Regions from separate parts of the Homo sapiens genome. Here region 1 is linked to region 2. Evidence: chromatin loops called from intact Hi-C (ENCODE). Cell type or tissue: dorsolateral prefrontal cortex. All regions are shown on one strand.

What was found. Hi-C counts contacts between places; a loop is a spot of excess contacts. Peaks named below come from ENCODE experiments on the same cell type or tissue, not always from the same donor. Only the 100,000 strongest peaks of a DNase experiment are listed, where the experiment ranks them.
Region 1: it touches region 2 in a loop (8-fold over the local background); 4 of 110 quality-filtered maps call a loop at or near these places.

Annotation. Positions count from the first base shown.
Region 1 is chr5:173,960,939-173,968,938 of GRCh38, forward strand. It overlaps CPEB4 (cytoplasmic polyadenylation element binding protein 4), which reads left to right. Exons shown (of 10, transcript NM_030627.4): 10 at 1-1,042. Among named protein-coding and RNA genes, the nearest start is that of C5orf47, 24 kb to the right of the region's middle. RefSeq lists enhancers at 2,499-3,698, 2,593-3,475, 6,906-7,569. In dorsolateral prefrontal cortex, no CTCF peak of the experiment used is centred here; DNase peaks (open chromatin) are centred at 2,407, 3,173 and 7,433; H3K4me3 peaks cover 1,927 bases; H3K27ac peaks cover 7,316 bases.
Region 2 is chr5:173,666,365-173,674,364 of GRCh38, forward strand. No RefSeq gene overlaps it. Among named protein-coding and RNA genes, the nearest start is that of LINC01942, 19 kb to the right of the region's middle. RefSeq lists an enhancer at 3,639-4,235. In dorsolateral prefrontal cortex, no CTCF peak of the experiment used is centred here; DNase peaks (open chromatin) are centred at 4,637, 4,947 and 7,637; H3K4me3 peaks cover 2,155 bases; H3K27ac peaks cover 5,732 bases.

The DNA.
Region 1 (8,000 bases), 290 kb after region 2:
TCTCAAACTTTTAACATAAGGATTTATTATAACAAAATATAACACTGAGAATATCCTGTTTTGTCAGATTTAATATCTGTTCTTTCTTGAGTATAGTATTCTCAAGACTAGAAGAGGTTCTTGTCCTGAGAGAAATGGACTATGAGATCTTTTGCGTCTAAGTTGTCTTTCCCAACAGGCAGCTCTTCTAACTATAGAGATTACTGAGGGTAAGGGCAGGCTGGACAGCTTCCCCTTTCTCTCATCTGGCAATTCCCAAACCTTACGTTGAGCATTCAATGAAGGGCCTTGAGGAAACCCCAGGGATGGGACACTGGAGATGTGGGTGGCATTTGGTTATCAAGTCTATAATATTCCTAGGCATTCTGGGATGGTTTCACTATTTTAAGAAAAGAAAAAAAAGATAGCCCAAGCATATTTAGTTTATTTTAGGAAATGTTTATTTCAGGTAAGTGAGATATCAATGATATGTGATATAACAACTCTATCTTGAAATTACATAGGTGCATTGCTTTGGGTGTTTTAAATCACAGAATGGTGTGTCTGGAAAGGGTGTAAGAGGCTTCCTGGGCTATATTTCTTCATTCACTGATTGCCTAAACCTACCCAACGAGGAAAATTCTTTTTATTTTTATCTTTTGTTTTTACTGTCTAACCAGATGAATAAACAGTGGAAATTCTCTACCACACTCTTAACAATCAAGTCATTTCATAACCCCTTTTGGTAATGGGTGTTTGTGTCCACAGCTAGATCAGAAAGTAAGTACTTTTTCTAGGGATTTTTTTTTTTTTTTAAGTTTGGGAAATAGTTTGATCAAAAGTCATGGGGAAAGTAATCTCTGATTTTAAAAATTGAAGAATACTGAAGGTGTCAGTGAGTTAGAAATTTTTAAGGAGTAATTATTTTCTGAAATGTGTAATAACCGAATAATAAACAAGACAAAACTCTAATATTTCAGACTGTGATCTTCAGAGGACTAGGATAGTCCTTTCCACAAGAAAAAGACAAAAAAAAATAAAGTTTTACCATTAAATACACTTAGAAAATGGGTCACCTTGTTTCTTGCAAAGTCAAAATAATGCACATTTGCACATTAGCTTATTAAGACTTCAAGAAATTCTACAATGAAGAAATCTTTTTTATTTTATTTTATTTTATTTTATTTTATTTATTTATTTTTTTGAGATGGAGTTTTGCTCTTGTTGCCCAGGCTGGAGTGAGTGCAATGGTGTGCTCTCAGCTCACTGCAACCCCTGCCTCCCGTGTTCAAGCCATTCTCCTACCTCAGCCTCCAAAGTAGCTGGGATTACAGGCATGCACCACCATGCCCAACTAATTTTGTATTTTTAGTAGAGATGGGGTTTCTCCATGTTGGTCAGGCTGGTCTCGAACTCCTGACCTCAGGTGATCCGCCCGCCTTGGCCTCCCAAAGTGCTGGGATTACAGGCGTGAGCCACCGTGCCCAGCCAGAAACCTATTTACTTTGTTGAAAGTGTCCCTCTCACTCCAATTTCTCTGACTACAGATTCTGTTTACAGGTAACACATGGAACATACTTTGGGCTATACCACTGTAACATTTTAGTATGTTTCAAGAAGCTTTGAAACCCCACTTTGTTTTTTGGCATCCATACATGTGTTCTGGAAGGGTGCTTGGCCCTGCCACTTGTGAGCCACTTTCAGAGCTGCTTTCATTGCCCACACCTACTTTACTGGAGTTCTAGGTACTTACGTAGCTTCTAAGCCCTGTCCTAGTTCCAGTGCATCCTCCTAATTCGTCTTCCCTCTACTACCATCCCAGAAGAAAGAAAAAGAGAAGTTACTTTGCACAATAAAGCTATTTTGATTATGCTTTTCACTGTCTCAGACCAGCCCTTGTTTCTCATGAGTGCCTCAAATGCCACTTGAGACAAGCAGCTAGTGCTTTGAATCTGCCATTCTATGATATGCTGTCTCCCTTTCTCATCATTCCTATATCCTCCTTCAAAATTTTCTTTTGCAAACTTCCCTCAGCACCCCTCACCCGCTGATTCTCTTGAGAATAGGCGCCACTGGCTTTGAATAAATTCTAAGAATTTAGAAAATGAACATTTGCGCCCCACTAGGAACTCTTACCTAGCAATACCAATTCAGTCGTCCTCATTAGAGAACATTTTATTTTGCCGTGCCTTGAGTCTTCTCAGGATATTTTGGGTTATCATCTTTCTCTAGTCAAGCTGGGTGTCATTGTTGGCTGTCTGGAAAAAGTGTCTTATTGTGATTCAGCGTGGTGACCAGAGTTGGAAAAGTACACATTGTCTCAGGGAAGTTAAAAATGAACAGCAGCATCCCAAATCAGAATGTGAGCAAACCTCCAGCCTTTAGTATTGCGTGTAATTTGATTCAGTGTCAGGGAAAAACTGCCTGTGGGTAGCTGGGCTGGAGGTGGTGAATCAGTGCACGCAAATGCCAGCAGCTAAGCTTGAGCTTTCTTTATCCTTTTCATCGGAGTTCTATTTCAGGAAGCCCGGCTTTGATACCCTAAAAATGTCAATGTGATCAAGCAAATGTCACCATTTTAAAGAGATTATTTTCAACTCTTCTCCCACCTCCCTGTGAGACCTAGGAGTGACTCCCCAGAACCCACCAAAGGCAGCAGGGCATTTTAAACTCGTGAAATCAGTTACCCAGGAAGAGAACCGGGAGGGGTGGTGGTAAAATAATTATGTGAAGCTGCAAAGAATGTTTTAGCTAGGATCCAAGAAAGACCTGGCGCTTCCTTATTTGGAGGAATGAAGGTGATACAGGAGCTAAAAGGAAATTATTTAGGCGGTTAGCGAGGGTAAGAGAGTCCTCAGGCTTCCCTTTTAACAAAAAGCAGCCCCCAAATCATTTCTTTTCTAACAAAGAGCAGCCTGTAAAATCGAGCTGCAGACATAAATAAGCAAGCTGGAAGCCTGCATAGGTAAATGCCGGCAGCTGTGCCAACAGGAAAAGGCTAGCTGGGGGCCAGGCATGTTCAACATGGAGGCTCCCTCTTCCTTTTCTTTGTCGCTATGTGTGCAGTAGAAAGGCAGGCAACATGGCGTTGGCCAGGTAGAGACCCCCATCTGCATAATAAAAGATTAGGGTGGGATGGCCAGCTTCTTTGTGCGTGATGCAAGTGTCACGCCTGGTCCGACCAATCTCTCTGGCCCTACGTGAATCAGACACGCCTCCTCAAGCTCATCTATAAAATCCCATGCATTTCATTGTGGAGCCGGAAGTCCCACCCGGGAGCCCCTCTCTCTCCTAAGAGAGAGAGCTATTCTCTTTCTTTTGCTTATTGAACCTCCAGGGTTAAACTCACTTCTTGTATGTCCGCGTTGTTGATTTCCCTGGCACGAGACGACGAACCTCGGGTACTTACCCCAGACCACAACGCCGCTTCAAAGGCACAATTCCCCTTTCATGTTTGAGGGAAAAGTGCTGTGGGTCCTTGAGTGTTTGGTGACAGAAGGTTTGATTCCAACAGCGTGCTGGGTGGGGTAGGGTGGGTGAGGGTGGGGTGGGGTGAGGGTGACGGTGGGGTGGGGTGAGGGTGAGGGTGGGGTGAGGGTGAGGGTTGGGGTGGGGTGGGGTGAGGGTGGGGTGGGGTGAGGGTGGGGTGGGGTGAGGGTGAGGGTTGGGGTGGGGTGGGGTGGGGTGAGGGTGGGGTGAGGGTGGGGTGGGGTGAGGGTGGGAATGTGGAATAGTCACATCCATCAGATGACTCTCAGCACTGCTGACTTCAATGACGGAATGATTTGGTTCAGAAGAAACTAGTAAATGCTGATCCCCTGTTATATATCAGGCCCTTACATACATTAGCAAGGATAACACTTCCATGAGGTATTGAACAGATCATAGAACTGTCTCATGGAGAAGGTGGGTGATTTGGCCAAGGCTGGGATGTGCCTAGGTCCCAATTCTCATCTACTAATCTCAAATCTTCTCCTTTAAACCTTCTTGCCGCTGGATTAGCAATGAACAGGATCAGGGCTTTTTATTCAAGTTTTATTTTGTTTTTAAAAGAAAAGTTTCATTCCTAAACCTAATCTGGGTGTAACTGTCATATTTGAAACTATAGAGATAGGATGATAAAACAAAAGTTGTAAGATGGGTGGGCACGGTGGCTCACGCCTGTTATCCCAGCACTCCGGGAGACCTAGGCTGAGGATCAATTGAACCCAGGAGTTCAAGACCAGCCTGGGCAACATGGCAAAACCCCGTCTCAACAACAACAACAACAACAACAAAAACTTAGCTGGGCATGGTGGTGTGTGCCTGTCGTTCCAGCTGCTGCGGGGGAAGGGGGCTGCTGAGATGGAGGATCGCTTGAGCCCAGCAGGTGGAGGCTGCAGTGAGCCACGATCTCACTATGGCACTCCAGCCTGAGCAACAAAGTGAGACCATCTTGGGGGATAAAACAAAAACACCACAAAATAAAACCAAAAAAACTCAAAAGTTGTACAATGGCTGGGAACAATGGCTCATGCCTGTAATCCCAGCACTTTGGAAGGTGGGAGGATCACTTGAGGCCAGGAGTTCAAGACGAGTTTGGGCAGCATGGCAAGACCCTGCCTCTAATTTTAAAAATAAAAAATAAAAATAAACTTTGTAAGAGCAAATGTGAGTTTTGATTGTGAGTCCTAAAATGTGGCCACTTCCTCTCTTAAAAACTGACTCTCAGCTAAGACAGGTGCTCGAGGTCATGTAATTAGTTAGTAGGGAGGCAGATAAGGAGGCCAGAGGGAAGTCCTTGAGCTCTGTCAAGCTCAGGTGGCTCAGGCCCACCTCTGCAGTTCTTGTCTGCCTTACTGGCTTCCATTAAGCCCATGAGTATGGCTCAGAGGCCAGAACTGGGTATATATTTTAGGAGTAGGGACAAGGTAGTTGAAATGACATTTCTATTCACTTTAAGGAAGTACAGTACAGACTTCTTAGTACATATTCTTTCTCTTTGATCCAACCACCAAGAGAGACACATCAGTTTGGAGTAGGAAACAAAGAAAAAGGAGGGCCCTTTTCTCTAGTATTGTAAACCCAAGAATTCCAGAAACACAATTTTAGGAGTGAGAATAATAATAATAAGGCCGGGGGCGGTGGCTCATGCCTGTAATCCCAGCACTTTGAGAGGCCAAGGTGGGCAGATCACGAGATCAGGAGTTCGAGACCAGCCTGATCAACATGGTGAAACCCCATGTCTACTAAAAATGCAAAAATTAGCCAGGCATGGTGGCGCACGCCTGTAATCCCAGCTACTCAGGAGGCTGAGGCAGGAGAATCTCTTGAACCCAGGAGGTGGAGGTTACAGTGAGCTGAGATCGCACCACTGCACTCCAGCCTGGGTAACAGAGCAAGACTCCATCTCAAAATATTAATAATAACTACAACATTGGTGGAGTGCTTTCCAAGTGCTAGGCATTTGATATAGGGATCTCCTTTCTACCTCCCCACAAGCCTATGTCATAGATACTGTCATTATACAGTATCTCATTTTAAGGCGACCAAGGTTCAAAAACGTTAACTAATCTGCAAAGCCAGGATTCAAATCCAGGCACGCAGGTCCTGCCTGTTTCACCTCACCCCTTAGAAATGTCCAACCTAAAAGGGAAATTTGATTAAAATTTCATTTATTCCCCTGCGTTGGTTAAAAACTCACCAATGAATAGTGTGACAGCTAATCTGTGTTGTAGCTATGCCATCCCCAAATTCTCAAGGGACTAAGATGAGGCCCAACTAACCAAAATCACATGGGTTCCGAGGAAGGCTATCCAGCTTGCTAAATAATGAAGAGATAGATAGGTAAGTGGTTGGAGGGATAGATTTTATTTTATTTTATTTTATTTTTGAGACAGGGTCTCACTTTGTCACCCAGACTGGAGTGCAGTGGTACCATCATGGCTCACTGCAGCTTTGACCTCCTGGGCTTAAGTGATCCTCCCACCTTAGCTTCCTGAGTAGCTGGGACCACAGATGAGCATAACCACACTCAGCTAATTTTTTATTTCTGGTACAGACAGGTTCTCTATATGTGTATCTATATGTCTATGTGTATATATAGAGACATGTATATCTCTGTATATCTCAGATATATGTTTTTTAGATGCAAAGAAAAATCCCACCAAGAAGAAAGGGTTTTACTTTTTTCTATAGAACTATAATTGACCAACATGCTCTATATAGAAAATCAAGCCTCCTCTCATGCATCTGATCCTTTGATATCTGCACGGTCTATGTAATCTCACAAAAATAGTCCTGAAATCCAAAGGAATGGGGGAGAGACTTACGGATGTGTCCTCGTGAATTTTAAAACAGCACTTGAACGTTTTGCTTTTGGATTCAGATGTCAGAAGCATCAAAATAGATTTCTACAGAGAATTTATATTCCTGACTTTTTATATATATATGTGTGTGTATATATGTAAAGAGAGGCAGTGTCTGCCATTTTTAGAGCACTGGAGCTTTGAATTACACATGGCTTTGATCCTTGCCGCAGCCTAAACAGCTGTTCTTGAGCAGATGTGATGCTGTAGAGCCTGGAAGAATCAACTTAGAATCTCTGAACCTAGATTTGCAGCAAAACGCCCTTCTGAGGGAGACGTTAAGACCATGGTCAAATACAGTCATCAGCAACTTCCTTTTTCTTTGCCCCTTCCCAAAGTTCAACTCCTACAAAGACCAAACATGAAATTCTAAAGCTGGAGAGGATGCAACCTGGGAAATCAGATTTAGTCTCGTAAGTGTTGTACTTAAGTCAGGATCAGCAGCCCTCCATAAGGGGTGTCGGAGGGTGAGGAGGAGGAGTTTAAGGGGGAGAGTAGGGAGAATGAGGAGGTCAAGAAGAGAGAGGAGAAGAATTTAACTATTGCATGTAATTTTGTGTCCAGAAGGTAACAGCACCCTCTACACACACGGCCCATAACTAGGGATCTAAGGCCTTCCACACTCCTGATCACACCCTCATCGTTCTCCCCAGGGTGGGGCAATTTTGCATTAACACAGTTATCACCCATAATGGGGAAAAACTGGAATTTTTTTCTTGGCTTTCCTTATACACGTTTTGTAATATTCTTTCCTTTGAATTCTACATGGAGAGTGGAGCTCCATAATGGTTGGAAGCCGGGGTCTATCATCTGATGCTGGTAGCACGTAGCACTGTGTTTAGCACGGAGTAAGCACTCAGTAAGTGTTAACTCATTATCATCATCGTTGTTTGCTACTATTATCTATCCACTGACAAAGTGCCAGTCCCAGTGCTGAGTTGAGGGCAGAGGTGGGTGGCAGGGTCACTGCCCAGTGCAGGGGCTAGGAACCCCGGGATGCCCCTCTCCCACATTCCTTTCCTCCTGTGGATTCTCTGGCTCCCACCCCATCCAGCCTACAACAGTTGCCATGGTGACCGAGAAGGCTCTGCGACTCCAGGCCCTGCTGCTACCGCAGTGCCCAGCTCTTGCTGTCTCCCTCTTTCCATCTTAGGAACTGGAGGATTCCGCCCACGTCTGGGAGTCATGAGCGGCAGCAGAGGGGGTTGAATGTGTGCTACCAAACTGGACAGAAACTCCAGAGGGGCTGTGTCCTGGGACTGGTTTTCTGGAAACTTTGGATAAGCCCCAAATCTTTCCCTTTAGAGAAAGAATCAGGAGGTGGGAAGAGGAGTTGGAAATTAGGCCCTGTGTCCTTCAGCGACAGCTCAGTGATACTGCCTTTGAGGAAACAGAATTTTTAGTTCTGCAATTTTTTCCCCTTTGTCCTTATAAACTGCAAAAGGTGGGTGAAGGGAGCCCAGACACCATGTGGGATAGTAGACCTGACTTGCTTCTGGGAGTTAGGCATAGCTGGGCTCAAACGCCAAAGACAGGAAGCATTGTGGTTAGGGACTTGGCTTTGGGGTGATACCAACGGGGTTTCTATCCTTGGACTACTGCTGACGGACCGAGTGACCCAGACCACATTAGGTAACCTCTAAGAATCGGCTTTCTCATGCATTAGAAGGGGCA
Region 2 (8,000 bases):
AATCACAGATGACATCCCATGCTCATGGATGGGTAGGATCAATATTGTGAAAACAACCATACTGCCAAAAGCAATCTACAAATTCAATGCAATTCCCGTCAAAATACCACCTTCATTCTTCACAGAACTGGAAAACATTTCTAAAACTCTTTTATTTTCTTTTTTTGAGACAAGTCTTGCTCTGTTGCCTGGGCTGGAGTACAGTGGCACCATCACGGCTCACTGCAACCATGATCCACCTGCCTCAGCCTCCTAAGTAGTTGGGACCACAGGCATGAGCTCCCACACTTAGCTAATTTTTGTATTTTTTTGTAGAGACAGGGTTTCACCATGCTGCCCAGGCTAGTCTCCAACTCCTGAGCTTAAGTGATCCGCCCACCTCAGCCTCCCAAAGTGCTGGGATTATAGGTGTGAGCCACCACACCTGGCTGGAATCTTCTAGTTTTTCAAGAGAAGCCAGAAATTTAGACTTTGCTGTGGTGTTCTGATTTTTAAATGTTAGAAACCAATATTGCACTTCTGTGGTGGCTGCAGAAATGCTGTGGGTGTTGTATAGTGCTTTTTACCATCTATCCTACGCCTGGAAGGAGTGCCACCCTCTGAGGCATCTTCCCTAGCTGTCTCCCTGGGCCTTCCAGAGACCCAGGAAAGTGCTGGCCTCCTTGCCAGTGTCCAGGGCTCGCCTGAGCCTTGAGCATCCTTGGGCAGCTCAGCACATGGGCAGCACAGAGGTACTGCCTGGCTGTAGGTGGTAGGCTCTTGGTAGCAGATGCCAGCATCTCCCAAACATCGTAACTTCCCTTGACCCACTTATTTCACCAGCAACTCAAACCTGCTGGAGAGAGAGAGGGGCCTTGCAGTGAGTTTAAACCCAGCTGGCTGTGTCCAGGAAGGGCAAGCCACCATACCAGTCCCAGGGAGACTGCCAATGCTATCCCTCATGTCCCCCCTTTCTTCCCATGCCTTAGCACAGCGATGGAGACTCCCCAGGAATCTGTCTCTTCCCCTTCCACCTGCTCCAGGCCCCATCTCCCCCATACCTCCAAGGGCGTCAGCATCCATCCACACACTCACAAAGTCTTCTTGCAGGCCTGCTATGTACAGGGAACTTAGGAAAGGGTGGAGGCAGTGTCTGCCCTCCTGCAGCTCCAAGTCTCAAACCAAATAATCACAGACATTTAAGTGTTTAGGTGAGAACATTGCCAAGCATTACAGAGGAAAAGAACCGTACGTCATGGAGAGTAAACCAGGGCATCTGACCTAGTCCAGGGGAGAAGGGGGTTGTGAGGGCAGCTGTTGGAACTTAGCCTTAGGGACTAGTTTTAGATAGGGGGCCCTGCAGTCCGATTAGCAGAACGGAAGGCCACCCTGACTGCTGTGTGACAGCATGTTGGAGGGTGGTGGGTGTACAATGGTGAGTCGGGGAAGTGTTAAGAGGCTGACAGTCATCTAGGGGGAGAGGGTGGGTGCTGGAACGACGGGGTGGCAGAGACGTGGGCAGACTCAGACTGTGTTTAGGAGGAGTTGGTGACAGTCTGGTTAGTAAGTAAGCAGCTGCCAGGGGGCTGCCCATGTCCATGGTTTGTGTGCCATGGGGTGGCTGGTGGTGCCTCTGCTGAAGTGGGGAATGCTGCAGGGGAAGCAGCTATTGAGGGGGTGCTGTGGTGGGCAGGGGTGCATCTGAGCCAGCACAGATGGCATCCGCATCTCCCAGACACTTTTCCATGGGCAGCATTCTCTGCCTGGAAAGCCATTCTCAGCTTTCTGGACAAGGACCTGTTCATGCTCCAAGGTCTGGGTCAGTTTCCCCCTCCTCTGGGCTACACAGAGGAGTATTCCTCTGTGTATTGCTGGTGGGAGCCCACACCTCGCTTTGCTTGCAATCTGAACCACACTAGGCTGGAAGGAGCATTGCCACTGGGAGGGAAGGAGATGGTAAGGCTTACGGCAGCCTCAGGGGCAGTCACCTTGGCTTCTGGGAACAGGAGGGTAGGAAGTGTGTGTGAGAAAGAGTGTGTGAGCTTGAGAGTGTGTGAGTGTGAAACTGTAAGTGATTGAGAGTATTGTGAGTGGGAGAGAGTGTGAGAGTTTTTGAAAGAGTGTGTAAGAGCACATATAAGTGTGAGTGTGTGCATGTGTGTGTTTGCCTGAGAGAGGAGGAGGCAAGGGCAGGAAGGTTTGGAGATGGAAGGCTGGTCTTGCCATGCCCACCCTTCCTGGGAGGGCAGCGTCTGCTGTGGTGGTCAGGGCCCTGGGCTCTGAGACAGGGCTGCCTGCCTTTGAGTCTGAGTCCTCCACAGCTCTGTGACTTCAGGCAAGCAATATTACCTCTTTGAGCCTAAGGTACTCATCTGTAATGGGGTTATAAGAGCATTTGTCCCATTGGGCTAATGCAAGAAGTGAATAAGATAATGATTATAAAATACTTAGCCAGGACCTGGCATAGAAAAGCACTCAAACATAATGAACGTTTGGCTCCAACCTCCCTGTGCTCTAGGGATGCTGTCTTGGCCACCACACCTGGTCTTTTCTCCTGGTTATTCCTGTGCACAGAGCCACGTGCTCATGCACTCCCTGGTAGCACTCAGCAAGATGACCACCTTACATTTATTTGTGTGTTTGTCTAGTGCCTTTGTCTGTTTAGTGTCGCTATAACAAAATATCGGAGGCTGGATAATTTATAAAGAAAACAAGTTTACTTGGCTAATGATTCTGGTGGCTGGGAAGTCCAAGAGCATGGCACTGGTATATACTCCACTTCCAGTGAGGGCCTCATGCTGGGTCACAAGGTGGTGGAGAAGCAGAAAGGTAAGAAGGCATGTGCAAAAAGACATGCATGAGAGTCTGCGCTCACTTAAAAAAAACCCTCTTTTTTGGGAACTAATTCATTCCCACAAGAGTCAGAATTCCCTCCTGAGAGACGGCATTAATCTATTCATGACAGTGGTGTCCCATGACCCAGATACCTCCCACTAGGGCCCCTCTCCCAACACTGCCATATTGGGGATCAGATTTCAACATGAGTTTCAGAAGGGACACACTCAAACCATAGCATGTGGTTAAAGTCATCCTCTCCAGGAGCTCCAAAAGGGCTGAGCTGGGTTCCTGCTTTGCTCACCATTTTCTCCTGGCCTCTGGCCTCAGCTGGCACATAGTGGGTGTACAACAAGCATTTCTCAAATTGAATCAACCAACGCAGGTAAAACAGTAGTTTCTTCCTTCCCTTCTCCTTCCCTCCTTCTTTCCTCTTTTTCTGACCCCACCCCCAGCCCACTCTCAGGGCTGATCCTCATGCTGGGCCTGTGCTGGGCTCACCACCCTCTCTTGGTGCAACGAAGCTGAAAGCCAGAACCTACAAGAGAAGTGAAATGGCCAAGACAGGTCTGAGGCCCCCCCTGAGACTGTGTGCTATGGTTACTGTCTGCCAAATCACTGGTGCTTCTTTATTTAACTGATGGCTGCTGTCACTTTTCACACCTCTGCGCACACTTGAGAAATTACCCTTTTCTTTCTTTTTTTTTAATCCCAAAGCTCATTATTATTTTTTATTACTTTTAAGATCTCATTCTTTGTTTTAAGCCTCCTAAATGAACCTGCCAATTTATATTCCGCTATAATGGCAGAATTTTCTAATTTGTTTGTCATTGTTGAACTTTAGCCTGCTAGATTTTATCAGAAGGTAGCAGTTTGTCTGGAGAAACTTTGAAATTGTCAAAGAATTTGTTCCTTCTTGTGAGTCCTGCCAAATAAAACAAATGCAGGAAAACCTGGCTGCCTCTTAGAGAGCCCTAAACATCCCACTGCTATCTGAAAGATTGATATTCATCCTCTGAAATAAAGTCGTTTCTTTCCCATTATCTTCAGGAGCTTCAGCTAAGGATGCTAATATGGAAAACAAGGAGAGGTAAGCGGTTTGATTTTCCCCCCTTTCTCTCTTCAGGAAATTGCTTTCTTATGCAAGAGAAATGCAAGTTCACCCACAGTGGATCAGTCATATGATAAGAAATCTGTTTGCAAGACAGGGAAGCTCATTTCCCTGTTGAGAAGCTGCATTTGTTTGAGGGAGACAAGGAGAGAGAAAGCATTTTTGCTGGGCACAGGGAAGGGATTAAGGCATCATGACAAGCACATTGCTTAGAAATGAGCCCAATTAAAAAAACATGAACCCATCTGACCCTCATGTGAAAACCCAGGGCTGTCACCGTCCACTCCTTGATTTGAGAGACCAGCACAATTATTCTGGAGATCATTAAGATTCTGGGGGAATGAGTTTTCTGGTTTTGCTTGTGATTTCCATTTTTCTCATTACTGACAGAAGCTGCATTTATGGATCTTTCTGTTTAAAACAGGAGCTTCTCGGGCTGGTTTTATTTTGAATCGGCCTCCCCAAAAGGCATAATGTCAAAAGCTTAAATGGGCTCATCTGGGCTGAATGTGTGAGAACCCCGGCCCCTCCCACCCCCACCAACTTTTTTTTAAAATTTTTTTTTTTCTTGCCTTTGGAGATGGGATTCACGGGCGTGGGCAGGCAATTAGATTTTAAAGCGGGAGAACTCCGTTGCACTTGCCAGGAACTGCTGAAGCAAGCAGGAGAGCCCGTGGGCTTTGAATCCTGGCACGGAGGCAGGCGCTCCCGGCCCAGCTCTCGTAGGATGGGTGAGAGGAGTGTGTTTGTCTTTGTTCTGAAAAGGGAAATTTAATTTCATTCCCTGAGCACTATCTGCATGGCGATTCCATAGCTAGGCGATACTGGCTTTCAAAAGCCTGGGCCATTGCCTAGTTTGGGAAATGTCAAGAGTTGGCATGGTCCAGCAGAGGGTCAGCTTCCAGTGGCAGGCCAGTGCCCAGGCTTCATGCTCAGCCTTCATCTGTGGCCCCGTTCCCAGGAGGGCTGCTATCTCTCTAAAGATCGAAGGACTTTGTGTCCCCAAGCCAGCCTTCTCACATGCTGCCGGCTGAGTCACGAGGTTGGGGGCTGACGTCTGATTTCAAAGCCACTGAGAAAGAAATGCCAACACTCGTTCAAGAAGCTGGCTGGTGCTGTGCCTAGAACTCTGGACTGGAAGCCGCCTGGAGATGGATCCGGACTTGGAGGAGCCCGTTTATGGGACCCCAGACCATGCTGCTGCTCTCACGGAGCTTATCTTCTCACAGCGGCGGGTGGTAGGGGAAGTACATGATGAAATGAACAGAAAGATATTGGGTAATGATAAGGGATGTGATGAAAATGAGACTGAGTGATGTGAGAGATCAGAGGGCTTCTCGGAGGAGGTGACATTTGAGGTGAGACCTGATGAGAAAGAGCCAGCCATGCAGAAATCTGAGGGAAGAGCATCCCACACAGAGAGAACAGCAACTACAACCCCACTGAGCAGAAAGCCAGCTTGGCATGTCTTTGGAACAGTGAGGAAGCCAAAGTGGTTCCAGCGTGATGAGCGAGGGGGAGAAGATGCCATGAGATGAAGTCAGAGTGATAGGCACTATCGTAGGAAGGAGTTTGACTGAGATGCTAAATATTTTGCAGAATTTTTGGAAGCAGGGGAGAGACAGCTGACCTGATTTGTATTTTAAGAGGATCACTCTGCTTTGTGCATGGAGAATCCATTGAAGGGAGCACAAGACAGGAAGCAGGGTTGATCATCAGAGCTACTGTGGCAAATGGGCAAATGAAGCCATTTTTATCTTCCTGTGACAAGGCAACTTGTCACCAAAGGGACAGGACATCCTTCTTCAAGTCAACATTTCTAGGGTTTTGCTTATTCTGAATATGGTGGAGGCTATGGTGGTTTACTTGAAGGTATGGTTTACTAACCAGATCCCAGAAACTCACCTGTGTGTAAGAGTCTGATTTCTCGAGCATTCGCAGCCCTGCAATAGCAAGTCAGTGAGAATGGCCTTGAGCACAGCGTCTAATCAGAGCAGGCCCCCACTGGAGTACCAAAAAGGCTGTGAGGGGCACCTGTGACAGTTTGTGGTGAACAACTGTGCAGCAAGACAAAGTAATACAATCCACGTCCGATTTTTAAGATGCATTCCAGACCAAAGGTCAGGTGCCTCGCTGTCTATAGAAATCAACATACAGCTAATATGTTACATATTGATGTCCTATGTATTTCGTAGCAGTCCAAAGTGATCAGTAGCTACATAGTATAAAAGGGAGACAAGTTGTGCCCATTTTATTGCACGTGGTGTTGTATACTATACAAACTTCTTAAATTCTTTCTGATTTCTAATCTTTTACAAGCTGAAAAAAATTAAAATATCAACAAGGTTAAATATGAGAAGAAGCAAAAAAATGCAGAAAAATTTATTTGAGAAGATTTGACAGTTCTTTCAATTGTTATGCTGGCAGGGGCAGGAGGATGCAGAGAAAAAGTCTAAAGAAGAATAAAAGAGCGTTGACTGAGGAGCAGGAGAGTTTGCAGAAAAGACTAGATGAGAATGAAGACTAAGTGACTTCGAGGGGCTTGGGGAGGGGCTGCTTGAAGATGTCAATGTGGGAGATGCTTCCTGTTGGTGAGAACCAGCAGAGGTGTGAGACCCTCACTGTGCCCAGTGCCAAGCCCCCACATTGGAAAAACAATAGAAGGAATGCAAAAAGGATCCACAGTCCTGGGAGACCGAGCTAACAGGCCCTGTTTCATCTTGGACCATGTGATGCGGAGGTTCCTGTTTCAGGTGCTGACTTCCTAATGAGGCCCTGCGTGGAGAGGTGGCCCCGGGATGCTATCTATCACACAGTGATAAACAAGGCAGCGACTGTTTCCTGTCCTTTTCTGCGACTGAATCCAGTCTCATCCGTCCTCCTAGGTGACGACCCATAGTCAACATCCTGCTTTTCCCATTCACGGCTGAAGGATAATGATGCCGGTTTTCATTGTGCTTTCGGACCTTGGGACATGAAGGGATAGGCTTTCTTTCCTGCCAGAGATAGGGAAAGGGTGGATGGGAGGGCTTTCCAACAAATGCTTCACCTTCCTCCAGTTGCATAGGAGTGGGGAGAGCCGAGGGAAATGCAGAGAGGCAGCCCTGGGGCTCCTGAAACCAGGCCAAGAGGTGCATTCAATCAAGGACTGACATTTGCCCATTGACCTCTTATCGGAGTTGCTAAGTCACTGGGGCCTTTGTGCTGCAGAATTGGAAAGGAAGGGTTCACCCAGCCCGGCCAATCCTGTGCCAGCTCTCTGCCCAGGAGCTGGCCATTAGCATTTACCTGACATCTGACTGATATCTTCATTTCACTTTGGTAAACAGGCCACCTCAAGGCCAAGGTGACAGTGACCTCTGGCGCTGCACACCGCACAGGATTCTCCCTGGGGACCCTGGCGAAGCACTTTCGCATCGGCAAGAGCTCCTATTTCCCCTCCCCACCCTCTGATTAGTGCTGACGATAAATAAATAACCATCCAACAGAATAGACAGCGGGCAGGCAAGCTGGACAGAGAAAGAGAAGTGTGGAAGGGCATGAGGGAGGGTTGGGAGAGGCAGAGGGGGAGTCGGACTTAGAAGGTTGCCTCTGCTGCTCTCCCACTAAGAACAATGCAGCTGCCCAGGAAACACACCCGAGCTATGAATAGGCTCAAGCACACAGGGCGAAGCTGTCGCATTTCTGCCGTTTAGAAAGGATCTCTAGTGTGAAGTTGCTTGGAGGCTCTGATTTTGCAAACCCAATTAAATATAGATTTCTTTGGGGTGACGGTTGGGAAGGGTGTGGGTGGAATGTATGTCTGTGCTGCAATGCAATTTAATCCTGAAAGTTTCAGCAAACCTATTCACACACTCCATAAACATTTCTGAGCACCTGCTGTGTGCCAAGTGCAAGGCACATCCAGCTGAAGCACACTTTGCCCCCCAAAAACCCATGGTCCAATGGAGTTGCAATGGCTACTACCTACCAGGGTCAGGCAGGCAACATGAATGAATGAATTAGGGAGGGTGTGGGACATTAGGGAGCGGTGGGGACTGTGAGAACGAAGTGCATGTGTCCTCTGTACAGGGAC